Regions from separate parts of the Mus musculus genome. Here region 2 is linked to region 1. The links are chromatin loops, found by intact Hi-C in ENCODE. Cell type or tissue: heart. All regions are shown on one strand. Each heading gives the region's core, and the rest is flanking DNA. Links, peaks and the distances in the headings are about the cores only.

Region 1 (9,182 bases), core at 895-8,894:
GAGGTCCACACAGAAAGAACGCATGGCATAGAAAGGGTTAAGTTGCAACTCTAACAGAAATGAAATCATCTGACTTCAGAGCCCAGGTTCCTTCCCTGTCACTTAGCTCCAGTGGATGGTGAGACACTTAGCCGAAGATGCCCGTTTGTGCATATTTAACTAAACCACCGTGGGCCGATGTTACACATTCTGTTCACAGTTATCTCTCATCTGACCATCATCTTTGTCATCACCTCATATCACTTTCTAGATGAGACAGTCAAGCTCTTGGATGGCAAAGTGGTACACGCCTCAAGGAGGCAGAGGTGGGGGGAAGACCAAGAGTTCAATGCTAGCTTTAGCTACATATCAAGTTGGAAGTAGGTCTGGGTTACATGAGACCCTGTTGCGGTCTCCTACCTCCACTTCACTCCCCGGTCACTGAGGAAAAAGCAAAAACAAAAACAGAAACTAACCTCAAGTTGTTGTCTGCAAAACATCTGTAGGCAAGGTGGTTTGCAGGGATGACACCCCAGTAAGTTAGTGACCAATCGATCCCAAGACATGTAGAAAACAATAGCATCCTCAGAGGATGAAGGGACAGTGGGTGGCATTAGCCTCAGAGTATCGCTAAGCTTCAAGCCCGTTTGGTCGTTGGTTGAGGGTACCTGCCCTCACCGCTCCAGACATGTTGGGGAGGGACTATGTATCAGGCCCATTTTTATTTCCGGAGCCTAGTATGGCTTGCCAGGCTCGGGCTAAGTGCTCAAGGCACATTAACTGAGTGAACACATTAAGGGAGCACTTGTTGACTACTCAAGGGCAGGGCATCCAGTAGTGAGACTCATCCCAGTGCTGTGTGGAGAGGCTGTGAAGCTTTGCGGGTGACACGGCTGACCTGGATTCATAAGCGTTCATCCCCAGTGATGTCATGCTGACGTTCATACACAGGATTTCCACACATCTGCTCTCATCTGCCACACTGGGGTGGAACCCACACCCTGCGCAGCACCAATAGTCAGGGTTTTTTTTGTCATCGTTGTGGTTGTTGTTTTGTTGTTTATATGTTTATTGGTTACATCCAGGGCAGTACAGAGTGATGGTTGCTGATTTGGGATCCGATTTTGGGATCTGGAGCCAGTCTGTCTTTGTTCAGATCCTAGCTTTGTCATTCACAAAATCTGTGGCCTTAGGCATGTTATTTAACTTCGCAGTGGGTTCAGGGCGTGTTTGCCCAGCAGTTAAAGGGGGATGCTTACCTACTTGGGGGGGGTATGCGGTAAAGGTGTGAGGCTTGCATGAGGTGACCGGTATAAGACATTCAGCAGAACAGGTAGAAAGCCAACGGGTACCCTGACTGTAAAGAGCCCAGTTGTTTGACCCTTTAAAGATGGATCAGATAACAAGGTCACTCACACCTTTAATCCCAGCACTTCCAAAGCAGAGGCATGCAGATTCTGTGAGTTTGAGCTAGCCTGGTCTACATTCTAGGCTAGCTGATGCTACACAGTAAGACACTGTCCTAAAAAAAAAAATCTCTTTCTTTTGGGCCTGGCGCCAGCATGATGGGCAAGTGTCGTGGTCTCTGAACTGCCCGGAAGCTCTGCAGTCACCGACAGGACCAGAAGTAGCATGATAAGCAGTACAAGAAAGCCCACTTGGGCACAGCCCTGAAGGCCAATCCGTTTGGGGGTGCCTCTCATGCAAAGGGAATTGTGCTGGAAAAAGTAGGGGTTGAGGCCAAACAGCCAAATTCTGCCATCAGGAAGTGTGTCAGGGTGCAGCTCATTAAGAACGGCAAGAAGATCACAACGTTCATACCCAATGATGGAACTTCATTGAGGAAAATGACGAAGTTCTGGTTGCTAGATTTGGTCGAAAAGGTCATGCTGTAGGTGATATTCCTGGAGTCCTCTTTAAGGTGGTTAAAGTAGCCAATATTTCCCAATGTTTTGGCTCTATACAAAGGCAAGAAAGAAAGGCCAAGATCATAAAGTTTAACAATGGAAACACGGTAATAAATTTTCATATTCTGAAAAAAAAATCAAGATCAGATTGCTCAGTGTGGGGGCACAGACCTTTAAAATCCCAGAGTCTGAGGTAGGAGGATCAGTAATTCAAGGCCATTGTTGGATACATAGCAAATTTGAAGACAACTACCTGAGATTCTCTCCCCCCAACCCCACAAACCAAAATAAACACACAAATTAAAAAGAAAGTCTTTAAATGACAACACAGGATCCTATCCTGGTTTTTGCCCATTGTGCCCCGAAAAGCCAGTTAACTGCTGATCTTGAAATAGCACACAGGTTGAGCACAGGAGCTATTGTTTTAACTTGCTCTCATCCCTGGATGGTGTTCCAATTCATTATTAGTTTCTTGGCAGTTGAAGTACATGCCTTTCTGGGTGATGGTAACACGGCCTAAAACACATAATCCTTTAATACCCACCCTCTCTGTGTCCCTTCTCTTTAATACCCACCCTCTCTGTCTTCCGATCTTCTCTCTTTCCCCTAAGTGGCCCAGCGTCATCTCATTTAAAGTGAACTATTCCAGCCCCTGCAGCTGTTGTAAAGCCATGGACTAGGGTATCAGCCCTCTTCCAACCTCTTTCCTGCAGGCTCCCGATCACATGGCTGCTCTTTTCTCCTCTCTGTCAAAGCAGGAGAGCTGTCGAGATGCATAAGCCTCAAAAGGAACTGTTTAAAATTTTGAAAATTTCTCCCAGATGCCAATTCTATGCCCACGTTCCCACAGCCAGTTTACTCCTGGGATACTACCACCCTGGTTCTACCTTCAGGAGGCATCTCTGAGTGTGAGAGCAAAGGGTTTAGGGTAATATTTATGTGTATGTGCATGCACACATTGATGATATGCCATCACAAAATTATTCCCATCACGTGTATCAGAGGTTAAATTAAGTAACCTAAATTAAATAATGCATTTACAAACCCAATTTGTAGTTGGGGGTTTCCTCTGGTCTTCCCTTGGCTTTTTTAGATGTATACATCTCAGATGTCCCTAGAATTGATGAATTCCTTGACCCTGGTTTGGTGTAATTGGGTCAAGCACTGGGTGCTCCACACTTTCTCCTGTGCCTCAGTCCCTGAGGCCAGCATCGTTAGGGTGTGACCTGGGCAGAGATGGCAGCCAGCCCAGTGATGGAGCTATGACGTCCTCACCACCATCATCTACCCACGTCCTGGGACTTAAACCCAACCTCACTCGTGCTAGGCAAGTTCTACTGCTGAGTTTCAGCCCTGGCACTCCCTCGTTTATTTTTTATTTTGGGAGAGTCCTGCTAAGCCACTCAGGTAGGCCTTCAGCTTGCAATGGTCCTGTTTCGGCTTCCCGAATCCCTGGGATCACTGATATGCAGCACCGGGTCGCACTGGCTGGAAGTTCTGATGCTCATGGTAGAGTCATGACTGGTTGGGTAGATCCGTGGTGGAACTGAAGTATGGCATGGTGGGAGCATGGCGCTCTCTGGAAAGGACTGTGAGATCCATATGCACGTTGTACACTCTACTCCATGAATTAGTTGGGACGGGGCACAGAAAAGGCAGATGCTGATTGGTCACATGGGCCATCTCGCGCAGCATAGCACCCGTGTAACACAGTGATTGACTATCTCTGTTGTTGTCCCTCCCCTTAGGGTTTGGAGGCAGATAACTCAGGACGTCCTATATTCTTTGTCAGATTTCTCAAGACAAAGCACACTGACACTGCCCGCAAGCTCAGTCTCTAGCTCCTGTGACACAGAGGAAACTTTACTGCGGAAATGTGGCTTCTGCTCAATGCAGTCATTCATTCAACAGATACTTGCTGGGCAGCCTGAGTGGTAGACTAAGTGAGAACTAATCTAGATGCCCATGGTCCCGGTGGGCTGCAGAGTACTCAACTAAGTACTCAGGCAAAAGGCAAACAAACATGCCAGCGGAGAGCTCCTGACCCAGGGCAGGAAGAGTTAAAACAACTTATTTGAGTCAGCATCAGAAGGAAAAAAAATGGGAATTTTCCAGGAAAAAAAAAAAAACATGATAGCACACCTTAACTCTAATATCTGGGAGGCTGAGTCAGAGGATAACAAGTTTGAAGCTAGCCTTGGCTACATTGCACGGGCGCACTCACACAGATACTACTAACAACAACAATAGGAAGGGCATTCCAGACAGATGGAACAGTCTATACTCACACACACAGAAGACAAGAGAGTTGAGAACGATCAGTGTAAGGTGGTAAGGAGCGACCTGGAGACTTTCACAGGGATGAGTTACTCGGGAAGGTGACTATAAAAGTTAAGCCAGAGCCAAGAATGATGGAATGCACGCTTTAATCTTAGCATGCAGGAGGCAGAGGCAGGCAGAACTCTGTGAGTTTGGAGCTAATTTAGTTCGACATTGCAAGCTCCAGGCTAGCCAAGGATACAAAGAGCAAGACATTGTCTCAAAACAAACAAACAAACAAACAACTCAGAGACTTAGGCTGCAGGCCTCAGAACTCCATGTCTGATGGCAGTGTATTCAGGCCTGCTCCTGAGGGGAATGGAGTAATGAGGAACGGAGGCAGGAGTATAAGTTCGAGGCTAGTTTGGGTTGTATAATAAGGGGCTCAGGGGAGATAGGCACGGAGACACAGACAGAGAGACAGAGGCACAGGACACAGAGAGACAGACATAGAGACAGAGACAAAGACACAGAAAAAGAGACACACAGAGACAAACAGACACAGAGAGATACTGATACTGACTCATTAATGGGCAGGGGTAGATGAAAGGCATTAAGTAGTTCACCAAGGTGAGGGGCCACCTCCCAGCCTGGAAGAAGGGGAAAGGAGGGCACACGTGTCCAAATTCCACCCAAGTCCATTATTAATAAGCCACAGAGTGATTCATCTGTACCTTCCCCATTCCTGGCTTCATTTCCCCATCCGGCCCCTGCGAACCCTGTCTTTGATTCTGGTCCACTTCCCTTTCCTCCTTCTCTTAGCTGCTCCCGGCACTAGAACTCTCTGGGGCCCCGCTCCTTTCTGCCTTTTGGCGCTAATTGCCAGACTCCCCTGGCTTTCTTTGTGGAAAGCTTTAGGTTATTCTTTCCAGAAATCCTCAGAAGCGCTTCGGCCAGTGGGAAAGGAGGATCAACTCCTTTCAAAGGGCAGCTGAGAAATAAGGCAGCCGTCAAGTTACGACTTATGGGAACTCCATGGCCACAGCTGCTGCCAATGACGGGAACCAAACCAACAGCAGGAGCCCTGGCCCTGGGCCTCCCATTCTGGCAGCTCCCAAAGCCAAGATTTGAACCTGCCAAGTCTGTGTGCCCCTGGGCAATACCTTATGGGTCCCGTCATGTCACTCAGAGCATGCCCATGGAGATTAAGAACGGGAAACGTGTGGCTCACTGAGAACGGTCGTCGTCTGCTCACCCTGCTGGTTATGGGAAGCAGGACAGACTGGGAGAAGCTCTCTGAGCCCTGTCACTCTAGCTTTGTGTGAATGACACACAGTTTGAGAACACCCTAGTACTTTCAAGGGTGTCCTAGTGAGATTCTGTTATATGTTCATCTATCAAAATGTATATATCTAAAAAGAAAAGATTTAATCTCAGAGGAAGTCCAAAGACAGTTTGTCTATAGAGCTGATTGAATCAAGCGAGCGGGAATCTTTAAGAAGGTGGACAAATTCCCAGCAATGTGAGGGATGTTTTGACCTATAAGGAAAAACTTTCCAAGCGAGATTATCCCCATTGGTGTGGGCAAGGCAATCTTCTGTCACGGCCCATCTCCAAAAGAGACCATCTCGTTTGTTCATGCAGCAGCAGCTGCTAATGTCAGATAAAAAAAAAAAATCCTACCATTCCAAAGCAAAACCGTTTGTGTATAATTCACGAGCCCCTTAGGTTCCTTTAAAATGAAAAGAGTTACCAAAATAGAAATTGTTATCACCATGCCAACAGCAGACCTACAACATCAGCTCACAAAACATTCTGTCCTAAAGCTCAAAGCCAGACCCTCATGTTTCTCCATCAGAAAGAGCTTTCTATTTCCTTCCAGAACAAGCCTCTTTCCCTTACAATGCCCTTACCGGATAGTATAGTCAAGCTGGCAGGAACACACACACACACACACACACACACACACACACACACACACTCCTCCTCAGCACACACCTCTCCTCATTCCCCAAGAGCTCTGTGTGTGTGTGTGTGTGTGTCTGAGCTGATGACATATTATGACAGCATGCTCAAGAGTGAGACTCAGCCTCAAAGCAATGCAGGTCACGGCAATAGGCTTTATATAACCCAGAGCTGCAGAGAGACCCAAAATAGCATCTTCCCTGCTGCTCAGTTAGTCTCCTCCATCAGCCAGGGATAAAATTAGAGCAGGCGCTGACGTGCACCTGCGTGTGCAGAGGGACTCCAGGGAGACAGAACAGACTCAACACTCTGCCATCAGCTGAGAAGGCTGCCAGATTTTTCAGACCCCAATCTGTCACCAGACGGAGCCGTGTGTGTATGTGTGTGCGTGTGGGTGTTCGTTGGTGTAAATGTATGCCATGTAGAGACCTGCTCTGAGGACAGCGTGTGAAAAGACTGGCCTGGGAGCTGATAGCAAGGAGCTTGGCTGTGTGGGACTATGCAGGAGATGTTTCAGGCTATTTGGAAGGAAGTTGGTTCCCGTACCGGTCTCAAGTTTACCTTGCAGTTTCTTTTCTCGGACCCACACACTTCTCTCTGACCCAAGGAGTGGGAAGGCTGGCCCCTTTGAAACCTCTTTCTGCAAACAGATAAGCCTGACTGTGTTTTGTTTTGCTTTCAGCTGAACCAAACACATGGAATCTGGAGGTTAAAAGACTGCCAAGAAGTCAAGGGGAGAGAGAAATGAGGATGGAAAAGGAAACTCTGCTGTTCTGTGGCCTTTGGGGCTTTGACCTCGTCTGGAAGCCATAAACACTGCTCTCAGGTGTGGTGGGCAGAGATATCCAGCTTTTTGCTCTGTCTGAGAGGAGGCTGGGTAGAACCTTTTGACATATATATATGGTTTGTTACTGCATCAGTGAATACCAACCAGGTACTACCTCCAGGCTGACCCCAGAGACCAGAAAAATAGTACAGGCTATACGGGATGAGTCGATGGTTGTTTATTTGTGGTTGTTTTGCTCTGTCTTGACTGCTAGGGATTGAAACCCAGGCTTTGTTCAAGCCAAGCATGCTCCCGGTCTATAGACACTCAAAGTCTGCTATTACACGTTCATTTGGGGGGACTTTCTGTCTTTGGGCCTCCTTTAAACATATTTAACCATTGGACATGGTTTACTGATCCCTGACTAAAGCCAAAATAAATTCTAGGTAAATGTTTGTGGGGCCCAAGAACAGATTAATATCAGCTTTCAGAATCAAAGCAATACACATATGATTAATAATATATACTATATTTTTAGGCATGGTCTCATTATGTATCTCTTGCTGGTTTAAACTTACTATGTAGACCAGAATGGCCTAGAACTCAGAGCTATGCCTGCCCCTGCTTCCTGAGTGCTGGGATTAAGGGCGTGTCACCACCACATCTGGTTGTCATTTTTGATTTTCCAAGGTGGCAAACTTACTATATAACATCAACCAATATCCACGATCCCCCTGCCTCTGACTGCACTGCTGGGATTACAGGTGTGCACCACTCCATCTAGCTTAAACAGCTTTTTATAAGAACCCCCTCCAAGTTTTTCCTTACAGTTAGTGTGTGTGTGTGTGTGTGTGTGTGTGTGTGTGTGTGTGTGTGCGTGTGTGTGTGTGTAGGTCAGAGGACAACTGTGGGAGTTGGCTCTGTTCTTTCACCGTATGGGATCTGAGAATCAAATGCAGATCATCAGGCTTGGTGGCGAGTGCCTATGCACTGAGTCATGAGCCAACCCAGATCTCCCATTTTTAATTAGTAATTTAGCAATAAAAATGACCTGATTAAGCTACATAATGACTTCCAGGCCATTCTGGCCTGGGATGTAGAATTAGAGTCTGTATCCAAAGAGAGATCACGGGTGAGGAGGGAAACCGGGGAGGAAAAGTGAAAGGAAGAGAGTGGAAGAGGGGATAGAAAAGGGGGCTGGGAGGAGAGAGATCTGACCACCCCCCCAATTCCTCACTTTTGGCACCCCAAATCTTATAGCTACCAAGACCCCTCTCAGATACACTGTCCACCCGTTCCCTCTAGCTCTTTATTGTTACATAGATTGAGAGGCATCTCTGGTTTCTTCTGCTCCTCTCTGATCTGCTGTGCTCTGGCTTCTCCACGCTTCCCCGAAACTGACTCAGTAGGCAAAGCTCTGCTCGCCTTTGTAAGGCAGGGTGTGATGTGAGTGAGCATGGATACTTAGTAGACCAACAGAGCTGTGATGAGCCGGCCTGATGCCTGAGCTCAGCAGACCCCCACTTGGGAGGAAGGAACGTCTCTCAGGAGCTGGGCTGTAGACAGGATAGAGCAATGGAGTGTGGGAAGCTTCAAAGTGGAGCTCCTGCTGTTGGGCAGCTTCAGTCTTTCAGCCTACCTTGTGTGGTCATCGTGAATAGAGACAAAGAACTAATTGAGAGTGCAGGGGATTTGCCTACCCTTTCTGTGGCCCCTTGCTTCCCAGCTGGGCACCAGCCCCTCTCATAGCCCCTTTGCTGCTGAATATATCATGTATCCTGCATCCTGTTCCTTTATCCCCCTTTGCTCAAGAACAACTCTGGCTAATCAGCCCTACCTCCCCACCCCCACAGCCCTGACTCCCCTTCTTTGCTAACCCAGGGAACTTAAACTCATTCTTCCGTGTTGGACAGATGGCTCAGTGGTTAAGAGCCCTGGCAACTCTAGCAAGGCAGCCTGGTTAGCTCCCCGGCATCCTTAGGATGGTCCACAATCATCTGTAACTCTAGTTCCAGTTCCAAGGCCCTCGGACTTCACAGGGCATCAGGCACACCTGTGGCACATATAGATACATGCAGGCTAATACTCTTACACATGAAATAAACATAAGCTTCAAATTTATTTTAAAAAATGTATTCTAAGCCGGGCGTGGTGGCACATGCCTTTAATCCCAGCACTCAGGAGGCAGAGGCAGGCAGATTTCTGAGTTCGAGGCCAGCCTGGTCTACAGAGTGAGTTCCAGGACAGCCAGGGCTATACAGAGAAAACCTGTCTCGAAGAACCAAAAAACCAAAAAAAAAAAAAAA
Region 2 (9,182 bases), core at 362-8,361, 91 kb after region 1:
GTATTCTGCACAATGAATCTTTTGATTTCTTTCTCAGGAACAGGGCGGATACCTGACCAACTCGTGATTCTAGACATGAAGCATGGAGTAGAGGCGAAAAATTATGAAGAGGTATGTACTGCTCCAACAGACAGGAGGGAGGAACGCTCGGGGCTGGAGGCTTCTGTGACCTAATCAGGCCAGTGGCCACACTTGGCCCACAAGGTTGTGGTTTTCTCAGCAGCCATGTGACAACCAGCTATGGTCCTGGTAATACAAAAGGTTGTATTAACAGACTTGAACAAATAATTCTGGCTGTGATTATAACCAATGAACTAAACCAGCTGTCTGTACAGTTGCGTGTTGCTATGGTAGAGTTCAGTCATGCCATTAGCATTCTGGGGCAGAACACACACAAACATGCACACACACACTTTTAAATAGAATTCTGTCAAAAGAAAGTTTTTTGTTTTTTAATTCCTAATATCATCCCCTTCTCTTCTCTAAAACAAGTAGGTGTATATCTTAGGGTTTAGACTCAAACGCTGGTTAGTCTTGAACAGCTGTGCTGTTTTTTGAGAAACAATCGCTAAAAAATAACTTCCAGTTAAAGTAAAGGAGGAAGGCTGGGTGGTACAAAGAGCTGTAAGAGAGTCAGACATTTTATTCTGGTAGGAAGTATTACAGAATGATATATAATATAGTTTGGTGTATCCTAACTATATGAAAAAACGTTGCTTAAAGTGATTAGGTAGAATTTGAAAAATGATGAACAGACATGGCTCGTCAAGATTTTGGGAGGAAAATGTCCTAAATTGGAAGCAGACAGGAAGTGATTGGCCATATGTGCATCAGGAAGTAACTATAAGTCCACAAAGTTTTTCCTCTTTTTTTCTTGTTCTTGTGTTCAATTGAGTGAAACCAAAGTTCCTTGGAAGTAGTCGCTAGAGCAAGCAGTGATACAGTAACGGATATCAGACAGTTCCCAGTGGAGGCTAAAGTGCTTGTATCTCCAGGCTTGTTTAGAGAGCCTCTTTAACTGATGAGTTTAAAAGTGAAAACACAAGTTTTCCAGTTCCTCAAGACAGCGTTTCTCTGTGTAGCCCTGGCTGTCCTGGAACTCACTCTGCAGGCCAGGCTGGCCTTGAACTCACAGGGCTCCACCAGCCTCTGCCTCCCAAGTTCTGGATTAAAGGTGTGTGCCACCACCACACAGAAAGTGAAATCTTAACTTTTCAAGATTCTGAAGAATCTTATTGACTGTTATAAGATAACTGTTAAACTGTTATTATGAGATATAAAATGCCTGGAAAAAATTTTTTGAGGAATTTTATATATATATATATATATATATATACACACACACACACAATGCATTTTGACTACATCCAGACCCTCTCAGACATGTCTCTTAACTTCATGTCTTCTTTTTTATAGCTCACTGAGTCTAATTCAGTGGTTCTCAACCTTCCCAATGCTGCAACTCTTTCATAAAGTTCCTCATGTTGTGGTGACCTCAACCAAAAAATTATTTTTGTTGCTACTTCATAACTAATTTGCTACTATTAGAATTGTGATGAAAATATCTGTGTATTCTGATGGTCTTAGGTGACCCCATGAAAGGATCCTTCGACACACGCCCTCAGGTGTTGTGACTACTGGTCTGGTTAGTAATGTCCTATGCACATGGCTATGGGGCATGGGCACCTACCAGTGACCACACTCCCAAAGAACACAGCCATCTACAGGCAGTAGGTCCTCAGCTAGGCTGTGCACTCCTGAGACCTTCCCTTATCTGTGCTGGAATTTTGACTAGCTTGATCTTGTTCAGGTCTTGTATAGCTGCTGTGAGTTCATGTTCACTAGGGCCATGTCATGTCTAAAACACAGCATTTCACAGCACCCCGTGTCCACTAGAGCTTACATTTCTTCTGACTCTCCCACTGTGTTCCCTGAGCCTTGGAGTGTTGAAGATATAGCTCTTTTGGATTACAAGAATAGGTACAGTGCTTGCACTGTGTTGTTACTGCTGCTTTTTCTACCCTTGGCTCAGTCTATGAAACAGAGACATTGCTTCCTACTATATGACTTGTAACTTTGTTCTGTCATTAAGCATCTGTGTATTAAATAACAGGGTACTGAAGCCCTGCTAAACCCGAGATATAGCATACTCTCCCCAAAACAATGGCGTTACTATGGCTTTGTATAAAGAATGGTATGAATGCCGCTGTCATACCACATACCACAGGAATCACAATTCCTGGCATTTCCGGTATCCTTAGGTGTTACTAACACTGGACAAGAATTTCATCTTTTTTGACCTTCTGCTTAATCTAAGAGGGGAATCCCTAGAGGAAAGGAACTACATCGCTTCCTTTGCCTGCTTCCTGCTTCGGATGTCTGGCATGTCCTAAGCTTTTTACGCACATGATTACAACACAGCTCTAAGGTTCTGCTTCCTAACCACGAACTCTTCCCCACCACTTTCTTTAATGACTTCCCTCCTCTCAGCTCCCAACACCAGCACAGATTGAGGCAAAGGCCTAGAGTAGCCATGACAGGCCAAAATCAGTCCCTTTAACTTCCTTCACATCCAACATCTCAAGAATGTGGACTCAGTTCCGAAGTCCTCTGCTGTCCTGTAGCATGCAGTAATGTCTTATTGTTTGAGACAGAACCTCGCCATGTAGCCCAGGCTGGCCTGGAACTCAACTGTGTAGGCCCCTAGGTGAGTTCAAACCTTCAATCGTTTCCATCGCAGCCTCTGAGGTATTAGGCCTGCCAGCCTGTATCACCACGGCCAGCTTACTCAGTGTCGTCATAGTGGGACAGAGCAGCACAGTAGCCTGTGTGAAATGTTAGGAGGGACTTAGTAAAATTGTTATATAGTCTTAATATAAAGTATTTTATACTTGGGAGACAAATACTGGCTGTAATATAAAGAGAAAGAACACTGTACACTGAAAGAGACACAAGGGACCATCTATGCTTGGTCCCTTGTGTCTCAAGGACTTCTGCTACTGCCTTGCCTCTGCTCCTTAGATGGCAGCATCTCTATATCTTCAGGATGCAAATCTACCCTTTTTTTTCCCCCTAATTTTGTTTTTAAAGCAACTTGTTCTTTCGTGAACTGGAGTAGCTGTTTGCAGAGATAGACTCCCTGATTGTGTAACTGGGGGGACAAAGGCAGCTTGTCCCCTAACTCCTGACTGCGTGTGACCTTTCTTTTTGTAGATGTCCGAATTTTCAATAGGAGGAAGTCCTGTTTTGACTAGATTCTATTAAGCCTGCCGTTCTATCAGAAGGTGCCCCCAAACATAGTTGAGGCCACAGCTAAAGAAAGAAAACCAGAACCAAGTGTTCTGAGTGCCATAGGAAGGAGGGCTCTGCTTCCCTGTACCAGTGGCACAGTCTAAGTGACAGGACGGGACAGGACAGGACAGGACAGGAGTAAGGCACTGGAACGGAGGCTAATGGAGAACCATCCTGGACACTCTCAATGAGAGCTTTCAGGTTCAGTGCCTGGGGTTGGCACTGCTATGTGAAGCCAGCTCGGGCAGCCTCTTGGCCCTCTGAACTGCTGTGAACAGGCTTGTGATTGGTGCACCTCCCCTGTGCTGGAGATTGGTCCTTGAATCTTGTTCTTTCTGTTTACCTGTGTTAGACTTCATGTCCCTCACATTTATTGTTTAGCCTTTGGAGCTTATAGGAACTGATTTGGGTTTTTGAGGCAGGCCATGAAGGTAGCAGATTAATTTGACTGGAACAGGAGGCTTTCCTGTGGATCTGGAAGCAGTTGAGCTTATTTAGTTTTAGTTGTTTGCTTGCAGATTAGTGATCTCAGTACCTCTCAGATGAGTCTGGGTACTCTCTGGATTTAAGCTGTGGCATCAGAGTGGCAGGCATAGATGCATTTTAGGAAAAGCTTAATTTATTGATGCTCTGAAGGTACATAGACAGGGAAAGTCCACATAGCTTTAAGTTTTTTCTAAGCAATATGAACTAGTCACGTTAGAGTGGTAGATGTTGAGGGCTTTCTCTGGGCAGTGGGCTTTATGGAGAAAGGATGCAGAGTACTCTGATCACAAAGCACTTGCTTAAGGAGCCACAGTACTTGAGAAAATGGGCTCCTTTGAAGCCAGTGCTGCATACTAGGTGCCTGGCTAGAGATTCCAGAGCCCATCTTAGTCTAATCGGGTCTGCCACTGAAAATTGTAGTCTGCCACTAAAAAGTGAGTTTCTGTGGAATGCTTAGTTTCCTCCTCTGTAAAGTGATGGACCCATAAAATGAGTACCTAGTTCCTCTAATACTCTGTGATTATTTAATGGCTATACACAATATATCAGGAGAACGGCACCCCCTAGTGGAATATTTGTTTCACATTGTCATGGCCTGCCTTATTTTCTGCCTTGGAAGAAAAAAGCAGAGTACTGGGCTGTCTTCATGAAACATACAAGCTGGTGTTCTTCTAGAACTTGGAGCATTAAGTCAGGCATTTAGACAAGCGGAACAGTTGTTGGGGGTGGTGGTAGGTTTTCATTTTCTTTTAAACAAGTGTTAAGTTTACTTACTTGCAGCACTGGGGCTCAAACCCAGGGCTTTGTGTATGCTCGTGAAGCTTGGTCCCAGCCTTGAGAGTTTACTTTTTATATTTGAACTGACTAGTGTTTAGTCCTGGGCAAGTGAAGAGGGTCTCCTGGAGGACGCACTTGGAATTTCTTTTAAGGTTTTATGCTTTTGCCTGCAAGCATGAGAGTAGCAGCAGTGGAGAACTGGACCATTCTCTAACCTTGCTAGTCTGAGAAATCTAACCAGACCCTGCTGACCTAGTATAATAGTTCACCTTTTATCCATCCATTTATTTATTGGTTGGTTGGTTGGTTGGTTGGTTTTTAATTAGGGTCTCATGTAGCCTAGGCTCTCTGTAGACTTATTGTGTGGTAGCCACAGCTGCTCTAGAGCCTCAGATCCTCCTGATTTACCTCCCAAGTACCGGCGTGTGTGTATTTATTATATAAAAATATAATAGTGTAATGCATATATATATATATATATATATATATATATATTTCTAGCTGTTGGAGCACAACCACAGTTTCAGTTCCAGTTCCTTTTTGCAAGTTTCTATTTAGGGACCCTTAAATAATTGATGTCTAAGAAGTTTCATACTGTTGCCTCTCTGTCTCAGTCAGGAAGCTTTGGATAGGGAAGTGCAGAGCAAGAGGAAGATGTTACGCAGACTACGCTTGGTTTATTATATGTCTTATTAGTACCTTTTCCTTGGGGTTTTTATTTGTTTGGTTTTGAGTTTTTTGTTTTTGTTGTTGTTTCGTTGAGACGAGATCTCACCATGTAGCCTGTCCTGGAACTCACTATACAGACCTGACTGGCTTTGAACTCACAGAGATCTGCCTGCTGCTGCCTCCCAGGTGCTGAGATTAAAGACATGTCCCACTGCTCCCAGCTTTCCTTGGGGAATTTTGTGCAGATAAATACTAGGTGAATGGCAACCCTGGACTCTCAACTAGAAAAGCTATAAAACTGTACACTGTTTATCTTCTAATAGGGTGTGAAAAACCTTATGCTGAGTTGGTAACTGTAGCTGCCTCTGGAAGGGAATTGAAGAGCGGTCAAGGTAGATTTAGGGTCGTTTTTAGCAAATGTATGATTTCTCTTGGCTCTGAACATAATCAAGTCCAGTGTTGTATGACTTAGATATGCAAAACCCTGTTAGTTTTTGGTTTTGGTTTTGAGCTCCTCTGTGATACTGCAGGAGCACATGCTTCCTCCTTCTGCCTACATTCACCTAATATGACTCTCGAAGCTGCCATGCTAGCTATAGTGTCAATTGCCTACCAAAGGATGAAAGGGCAATGTAAAGTGCTGTACTACAGTCAGGAATGTGGAGGGACAGGACCTCCTCCTTCACAGCCTTCCACTGAGCTGTTCTGTTTTGCTGGAAGTGGTGCACAGGCTCTGTCTCCTCGTGTCTCCACCCTACAATGCAAAGTTGAAGTTTCGAGAATGCATCACCATGCCCAGCTTTTAAAAACATGGATGCTGGAGATGAGTGCAGGTATTCTTGCTTGCATAGCAAGTGATCTTACCACAGAGCCATTTACAGCATCTCCCTAGCCTTGTTGTGAAGTCTTTTTTATACACTCAGCTGACCTTGTCCTGGAGATCTCCCTGCTCCTGCCTTCTGAATGCTGGGTTTACATGAATCACTACTACACACATCTTAAAGAAATCTTAATTAAAATTAAAGATCTAAGGTGGAAAAATATAGTTTGTAGAGAAAGGTAGAAAGCCAAATTTTAAAATATCTTAGAATGATTGACAGAGATTTGAATGTGTACACAGACTCGTAGATGGTGCATTCTGCTCACACCCCTCCCCCACTTCTCTTGGGCTCCTTCCCACACTGGCTAACTCCTGCCCTCACTACTTCTTTACGGGTGCAGTGCAGTGCAGGCTGTAAGGAGGAGACTCTGCTCCTCCAGATGGCTTTGTTTTGTGCTTTGATGTTCTTTACTTAAGCAGTTTTTTCAGGGAGTTGGATCCAATTCTGATCTTTTCCAGATTGCAAAAGTCGAGAAACTCAAACCACTGGAGGTGGAGTTACGACGGCTCGAGGACCTTTCCGAGTCCATTGTTAATGACTTTGCCTACATGAAGAAGCGGGAAGAGGAGATGAGGGACACTAATGGTGAGTGGGGTAGCTTTCATTTCTCAGTGCGTGAGCTGTAAAGGAGACAGATTCTGGACACTGAATGCTAACGTACACATTTCTCAGTTTGGGAAAAGTGGAATATGATTTAGGGAAATAAAATTGCTTCTCTAGGGCTATTGTAACTAAAAGGTAAATCAGCTGGCTAGGTTTTCAGAAGAATGACATTTCCTTTGGTGATATGTAATGACTATATTTTTGGTTAGCTTGTAGCAAAGTATTACCAACTTGTAATTTTTAACATTTTAAATGGGATTAAAAACAAAGCAAAAGGAAACAGGGCTAGAGATGGAACTCAGAGCCTTGTGCATGCTAAGAAAGTGGTGTACCACTGAGGCGGCTATAGTTACCAACTCAGCATAAGGTTTTTCAGATCCTATTAGTACAGTTTTAGAGTTTCTTATCGGGATCTTGCTATGTAGCCCAGGCTGGCCTGGAATTCAGGATTCTCCTGTCTTAGCCTCTCAAGTGCTGAGATCACAGGTGTGTTACCATACTCACTTTTGCTTGCTTGCTTTAATTGTTTGAACTCTGAGACCTATGGACAGAATGAGGCTAACTAATTGTCTTTACGCCCTAGCCATTGTTTAGCCAAACTGAAGCAACTTAACTTCATTCCATTTACAGTGTTTTTGCATTGTTTTGTTTCTTTAGAGTCCACGAACACCCGGGTCCTGTACTTCAGCATCTTTTCCATGTTCTGCCTCATTGGACTAGCCACCTGGCAGGTCTTCTACCTGCGTCGCTTCTTCAAGGCCAAGAAGTTGATAGAGTAATGAGGCTCAGTGTTCTGTCCCCTAGAGCCAGCAGAACATCGCTGGGACATGCCTGGCCTAGCCCAAGGCCATTCTACTAACAGTACCATCAAGGCACAGCTGAGCTTTCTTGCCAGAACTGATACTTTTGGTATGAGAGCACATGGGCACCACCTATACCCAACAAGTCAATGAGGACTTTAATGCAGTAGGATTTGGACTGGTTTTGCAACAAGATTATTAAAGTCGCCTATGGAAAGAAAACAAAATAAAACAAAACAACAAACCGGGGTTACCTAGATAACGCCAAAGCCAGCCTTCGTCCTGGGTCGCCCGCCTCACAGGATCTGTTTGAGCTGTTTGCTTTTTCTCTCCCACCTGCTCATCGCCTTGTCCTTCACTCTAGTTCTCCTCCCAAGATTTCTCTGACTGCGGTCAGCTCTTTCATATCAGTTGTCTCTTTGGTTTCCTTGTGAAAACACCTTGAACTTCTCTTGGTCCTTAGATGAAATGTTTACATAGCTTCTGGTGATATCCTTCATAATTTTATGTCTCCTAAAAGGGTCATGGGTGGGACACATTAAAAGGTGAGCTTTGAACTGTAGATAATCTCTTAAAAAAATCTCATTTTAGACCATTAAAATGTTTGTGCTCAACTGCTTGAAGTCCTTGTGTATGTGTGTTTAGTTCTGTCCAGTTTATCACTTGTAGATCCTGTCGATCATTTCCAGGTAGAGTAGTTCCATCCCATGGTCTTCATTTGCAGTGTTGCAGCTAGCCACTCCCTTCTCCACCCCCCCCCCCACCCCCCCCCCGCTCTGGCTCCCTAATCTGCTGCCCTGTTCTGAACTCTAACTCTGTTATGTAAATGGGTCATCTAGAGTGTAACCTTTGGAGGTTGGCTTTCTCCACTCAGCATAATTCCCATGAGGTGCCTCTCCAAGGCGGTGCACATCCTGGTTTTCCTCCAGGCTATGGATGGTACTGCATTGTGCTTAAAGGTCATGTGGGTGGCCTGGGGATTGGGCCTAACTATTAAAGTTCTTAGGTGAATGTAAGTTTTCATCACTCCGGGATAAATACCTAAGAGGGCCGTTGCTGTGCTGTGTAGGAAGCACATGGAGTTCTAAAGGAAGCCTCCCTGCTCTGTCTAGAGTGGCTGTATGGCAGGTTACAGCTCTACATTCTCTGTGGTCTTTATCATTGCTATTTTAACTTCTCCCCTTGAGTGGATGCCTGTAATATCTCATTATGGTTTTAATTTGCATTTTCCTAATGGCAGATGGCGTTGAGCATCCTTTCTCATTCTTGTCGTTTGCCATCTGTCTGTCCTTGTCAGTGAGATGTCCGTTGGTGGCTTTTGCCCATTTCTATGTGGGTCATTTGTTCACTTCACTGTTGAGTTCTGTGTGGGTTCCTCTATCAAATGGGTTGTTGCTTGAACTTTTCATATAACTTCTACCAGGAAAAATAAGTAAATTTTACCAGCCCTTCATGTATGGTCAATCACTGATCTAACTCCTGTTCTTCAGTGTTATCTCTGAGATGTGGATATACGGGGTTTAACTTGGACATCTGGGAAAGTCACAGATAGTAAATACTTGAAATATATATGTTGTAAAATCAAAGCCAAGGTTCATTCGGTGGAAGTTTTAGGTACCTCAAGGCAGTTCTGGAAAGTGTACCCCAGTTTACAGTGCCTACCTACCATACAGAA

Evidence for each region. Hi-C counts contacts between places; a loop is a spot of excess contacts. Peaks named below come from ENCODE experiments on the same cell type or tissue, not always from the same donor. Only the 100,000 strongest peaks of a DNase experiment are listed, where the experiment ranks them.
Region 2: a loop joins it to region 1, with 2.4 times the contacts of the local background. A loop is called at or near these places in 1 of 42 quality-filtered maps.

Annotation. Positions count from the first base shown.
Region 1 is chr12:85,433,454-85,442,635 of GRCm38, reverse strand. Gm40477 (a long non-coding RNA gene) reads left to right here and starts at 6,179. Exons shown (of 3, transcript XR_872875.2): 1 at 6,179-6,494; 2 at 6,793-6,936. It also overlaps the pseudogene Gm46370. In heart, for the core only: a CTCF peak has its summit at 5,395; DNase peaks (open chromatin) are centred at 5,245 and 6,385; H3K4me3 peaks cover 997 bases; H3K27ac peaks cover 4,634 bases.
Region 2 is chr12:85,341,732-85,350,913 of GRCm38, reverse strand. Tmed10 (transmembrane p24 trafficking protein 10) reads left to right here. Exons shown (of 5, transcript NM_026775.4): 3 at 38-111; 4 at 6,563-6,689; 5 at 7,365-9,182. The coding sequence ends at 7,486. Among named protein-coding and RNA genes, the nearest start is that of Nek9, 7.0 kb to the right of the region's middle. In heart, for the core only: a CTCF peak has its summit at 4,353 (motif pointing left); DNase peaks (open chromatin) are centred at 2,393 and 4,363.